2 separate regions of the Homo sapiens genome follow, and region 1 is linked to region 2. Evidence: chromatin contacts called from ENCODE Hi-C data. All regions are on one chromosome and are shown on one strand. Each heading gives the region's core, a stretch centred on a gene start or an enhancer-like site at or near the end of the contact. The rest is flanking DNA. Distances are from core to core; before and after follow the strand shown.

What was found. Hi-C counts contacts between places; a loop is a spot of excess contacts on that map. Pooled maps may share reads with other maps.
Region 1: a loop to region 2 is called in a map with no recorded cell type, with 23 times the contacts of the local background. The contact joins two enhancer-like sites. A Hi-C loop is called at or near these places in 3 of 37 single-sample maps with no recorded cell type and 6 of 50 pooled maps.

What each region holds. Positions count from the first base shown.
Region 1 is chr11:88,356,226-88,358,925 of GRCh38, reverse strand. All of the region lies in intron 1 of LOC101929174 (a long non-coding RNA gene), which reads right to left. Among named protein-coding and RNA genes, the nearest start is that of CTSC, 20 kb to the right of the region's middle. RefSeq lists a cis regulatory region at 1,173-1,378. Within about 2 kb of position 1,250, at least 3 of the 41 ENCODE cell types and tissues checked have a DNase peak (open chromatin) inside an H3K27ac peak, as active enhancers do.
Region 2 is chr11:86,591,826-86,594,525 of GRCh38, reverse strand. The region is part of intron 2 of ME3 (malic enzyme 3); the gene reads left to right. Among named protein-coding and RNA genes, the nearest start is that of ME3, 79 kb to the left of the region's middle. Within about 2 kb of position 1,450, at least 19 of the 41 ENCODE cell types and tissues checked have a DNase peak (open chromatin) inside an H3K27ac peak, as active enhancers do.

The DNA of each region.
Region 1 (2,700 bases), core at 1-2,500, 1.8 Mb before region 2:
GGATTACAGGCATGACCCGCTGCGCCCAGCCTATGAGGATTATATTTTTAAGGTAATTCAAAATATCTGAAATAGCAGGTGTTTGATAAAAGCAGTTTTCTCTCCTTTCTTCTGAAATTCAAATAACCAAATTTCACATCGCTGGAATTTTGGTGAATCTTTATACGGGGGAATTATCATGCCTGAATCTCATTCAAATACTTTTCACAATTATAAAATATTCTTTCTTGATTATTCTAATCCACATTTTACTAGCACAGAAAAATTAAGTCAAAGACTTGGTGAGAAAAAGTGGTTTTCCCCAAATGACCAGCTAGTTAATGGTAGAGTGTGGCCTGACATCAGTTTTCACGACTCAGAGGTAGGAAATGCCAAAAGCAGTCTTTCAAAGCTGGTGTGCAGTAGTCCTTCCCACATTTTCATTTTAAATTATTCAAACAAAAATTGTTTATCAATGACAACTTCCATTTTCCCCAACTTGGTAGTACTACCTTTATAGTTAGTTGCTAAATAACATATATTTTGATTAAATAGCTCTGAATTATCTTATATAACTTGTATTTTATTAATCGCAACAGGGTCTATTAATATGCACATATGAGAAAGTCATGCATGAATAGAAGACATACTACTGATTAATATGTGTCTTTGATGCATTTTGCTTCCTCCACTCCATAAATCAACTTCACATGGTCTGAATTTGGAAAACCCGGATATAAAGTTCTTCCTTGTTTATTGTTTTCTGCTTGCTACTCTTTTCTTCTCAAAAGAACTATGAATTTCTTGAAGGTTGGGAGAGCAGATTCTTAGAAAAAATATGAAGAGGATGAAGGTTTTTTATTTTTCTATGTTTCTCCTTTCCTTTTTTCTTAATCTCTGGAAACCTCCCACACTTCAGGGCCCAGGGCCCTCCTACTGTGATGTTCTCTCTGGGCTTTGTATAAATTCAAATCTTTTACCACTTTTTCTAGTATCCCTAAGGGATTTTTGTGGGAAAAATAATCTTAGCTAACTTTGATGACGCGTATTTTGTTACAGTTCTCAGAAGTGTTTGTATTTTAACCACAGGCAATTACATTCAATAAATATTTATTGAAGCCTATTCTAAACCTGAATAGTGTCAATTACAGGACCTTCCTGCCATGCCCACCACCTATAAAGATGCTAAGGAAGGCAGACAAATAAATAAATTAAATGAAGCATGCAGTCAATATGGTGATGAAAGCAGGTACGCTGTGTAGCTGTTGTACAGAAGAAGGAATGACTAAGCATTCTTGGTATAACAGGGAGGGCTTTCTCAATGACCCAAAGGAATTCATCATAAAAGTGAAATTTCAGACATCAGTGATAAACTAGTAGAAAAATTGCTACCCCTAAGCTAAATTTCACTGTTTTGTCACATTGAAACTTTATGCAAACAAAATAGAAACTTTCATCTCTTTGCCAAATTTTTCCCTCTGCTAAGTCACCCTACCTAAGTCAGTTTCTCTTTTTCTGTCTCTCTCTGTCTCTCTTTCATCTTCTCCTTCTCTCTCTTGCTCACTAGCTCTAGTTCTCACTCTTGCTCTTACTCTAAAAGCAAAACATCTGCACCATCACAGACTAGCTATAACCTCTCCTCCTCAGATTCAAATCTCTTCCTTGCCTTTAGAAGAATTAATGGTTCCCTTCTTCATGCTCTCCTCACACTGTATTTAAAACTCACAGCCTTTATCATATTCTGCGTATTAAAGTCACTACCACTCAGTTTAGTAGTAATAAACCTTTACATTTCTATTATAAATCTTACAGTTTACAAAATAGTTTCACATATATCATCACATGTGATCCTGACAACAGCTCTTTAAGGTGAGAATTATCTTTGGGTTTTTTTTTTTGTTTTTTTTTTGTTTTTTTTTTGAGACGGAGTCTCACTCTGTCCCCCAGGCTGGAGTGCAGTGGCGCCATCTCGGCTCATTGCAAGCTCCGCCTCTCAGGTTCAAGCCATTCTCTTGCCTCAGCCTCCCGAATAGCTGGGACTACAAGGGCCCGCCACCACGCCCGGCTAAATTTTTTGTATTTTTAGTAGAGACGGGGTTTCACCGTGTTAGCCAGGATGGTCTGGATCTCCTGACCTCGTGATCTGCCCATCTCGGCCTCCCAAAGTGCTGGGATTACAGGCGTGAGCCACCGCTCCCAGCCAAGAATTATCTTTGTTTTATTATGAGAATATCTAAACCTCAGAGAATTTACGCAAGATAATACATTTAGTAAGCAGCTGCCAAAGTTAGGTCTTCTAACGCTAAAGTTATTTCTCTAATGTAATTTTGAGACAATATTCTTTGCATAACATCTTACAAATTGAGGACATCATACTGGATTTGAATGGAGAAAATAAGCTACATATTCTTGAACTTTATAGTTTCCTTGCCTCTTATGTTTAACTATCCAGTAATTTTTATCACACTTTTTTAACATTTATCTTCAAAACTGCAAGTTCTGTTTTTGTTCCAGAAATATTCTGTGGAATTAACATGTGCATAGAGTCAAACTACTTGAACTTTATTTTAAAATATATTTATAAAGGTCTTTCTGCGCATAATGTATTGGATCACTTGACTCAAGTAATTAAACTATATACTGTTAATATTATGACTGGGAAATTTCCTTTAAATTAAGTAATTTCAATTATTCATTCAATTGTAGGTTTGGGTTTTTGCC
Region 2 (2,700 bases), core at 201-2,700:
AGAGATGGGGTGTTTTTATGTTGCCCAGGTTGGTCTCAAACACCTGGGCTCAAGTGCTTCACCCACCTTGGCCTCCCAAAGTGCTGGGATTATAGCTGTGAGTCATTATGCCCAGCTAGGAGACCAACTTTGGATGATAACTTAAATGTCTCTTCAATGTACTTGTATTTTATGATGAGGTGAATATATGGAGGTAGAGAGCAAAGGAGAAAAATCTCTAAGGAATGCAATATTTTTATTAAGTGTTATAAATTAGCAACAATTTTAAATCATAATACTCAGCATTGGTGAAAATGTAGTAAGACAGCTACTTATGTACTGGAGTTATAAAATAGTTCGACCTTTCTAAAAGTGATTTGACAGTATGCGTACAGATACTTAAAACTGTTGATATCTCTAGAATGTAAGTTTCATGAAGGCAGGGATATCTTGTCTGTTTTTTTACTTTGTTTCCTTATTACTGTATCGTCAGTTTATAATGGTATCCAGTACCTAGTCGGTGCTTATTAAATATTTGTTGAATGAAAGAATGAGTCATCAGTCTCTTAAGTACACTTATAGTTCAATCTGAAGAAAAATCAGAAACAAAAAGTTTTGTGCTCATTACAGCATAATTCATAATTGTGGAAGTTTGGAAACAATTATATAAAACAGGAATTACTAGATAAAGCTTGCTGTGTTTTTCTGTTTTTTAATAACATTTTAGGCTGAAGTTTTAGTATGTGGGAAAATGCTAATCATAACATTTTTAGTGGGGAAAAAAGACTAAAAAATTTTATACATAGTATGATCTCAAGTTTGTTTAAATAAAATTTTTTTAAGCATAGAAAAAAGATAGGAAGAAAATAGAACAAAATGATACAGTGGCTATCTCTGGGTGATGAAAATAAGGTGTGGTTATTTTTTTCCAACTTTTCTGTGCGTAATATTACTTTCAAACTTGGGAGAAAATGTATCAGAAAATTCCTATTGAACTTAGGGAGATGGAGGTCGGGCTTGTGATCCAGTTCTGCAACTTACTGGTTGTATGCTGAAGTTCTGGAGCCTTTGTGGGGCTCATATGATATATGTGAAAGTATTGTTTTACGAAATATTAAACATGCAACCCAAGTAGGAAATGATAGCTGTTGCTGTCCTTACTATTCTTGCAGCATGTGACACCTTTCGAGAAAGTATTCAAAGCATCATGAGATCCTTTTATGACAGGTGTTAAAATTCCAACAGGTTAGGAATGACATTGTCACTTCCTGGAGGGGGAGCCTACAGTTTCGTGTTGTACGGTGCCTGGTATGTTGCAGGCAGTAGCTAACTTTTACTATGTGAGTGAAGGAGGGTGGAGGAAATCATGGGTCTTCCACATTCATTTGTCAGGGTAACAGTGAACTATAACCCTGGCATACAGAAATGAGTCATTTTCCTGGCAGTGAGCCAAGGCCACAGTCATCTCCAGGAAGCTTCTTTGTTCTCTTTTCATACCCAGTCATGCTGAAACCTTGTAACCCCATGCAGAGGGGTCTGCATTTCACCAGGTTAATAGATAAGGGAGCTGAGGCCTATGGAAGGTTAAATAACTGGCTCACAGTCACACACTTAGTAACCCATGGAGCCAGGACTCAAATGCAGGTGTGTTTGATGCCTGCGTTCTGTGCTCTCCCCCATCACTGTGCCCCTTTCTGAAGGAGTGACTAGGTGGTATATTCCCCAAATCTTGCTAAGTTTGGGGGTTCCTGGGATATTCCAGACTGAGCTGTTTTAATTTCTTCTGTTGTTGCTAGTCAGAAACAAGGAAAACTTGACATCTCTAAATCTGAGTGGGAATTGGGTAAAATGCTCCTTTGTTGCTGGCTTAAGTAGTAACCCTTAGATAAAGGGTTTAATTTCAGATCTGGAGACTGACCTAGTTGCATCCAGCAATTGTCTATGAAAACCTTGCCTTCTCACTGGTTACAATGAGATTCCCAAACACTGTCTCTATGTTTACCTAATTAAACTCACACTTCTCTCCCCTCAGATGTAGTAATGAAGTCACTGTGGCTAGAGGAACATGGGTTTTGTGAAGTGCTCCTTGACATTTGCTTCCTTGAAGATGGATTCCATTTACATTATTCTTCCAAGTGGTATTTTGTCAACAAAGCTCAATAGTCATTTGAGTTTAAATAGCCTATTTCCCCCCCTCAAGGCCTAAGAAACTGGCTTTGAGCAAGTGGTGAGAGCTGAGTTATTGGGAACTTTGTGAAGCAATTGTCTGGTGCTTTAGAAAAAAAAGCAGCAGCCTGGATGTTATAACCCAGGGACATTCTTGTTCAAGTGATTGAATTCCCAACACACCTGGCCATCATTGTCACAGTGCCCATGTCTGTAATGATTAAGTAGGTTAGTGGAGAAGCTGGACTAGCTGGAACAATTAGAACAAAGAATGTGGTCCCAGTTCTCAGGTGGTGACTTTTTTCTCTTAGACCAGACAGGCTTGGACTTCACGTGAGATTTTCTTCATAGGAAGTGTATTAGTTTGCTCAGGCTCCCATAACAAAACACTGCAGACTAGGTGGCTTAAACAATAGAAATTTATTTTCTCACAGTTCTGGACTCTAGATGTCTGATATGGTTTGGCTGTGTCCCCACCCAAATCTCATCTTGAATTCCCACGTGTTGTGGGAGAGACTCGGTGGGAGGTAATTGAGTCACAGGAGCAGGTCTTTC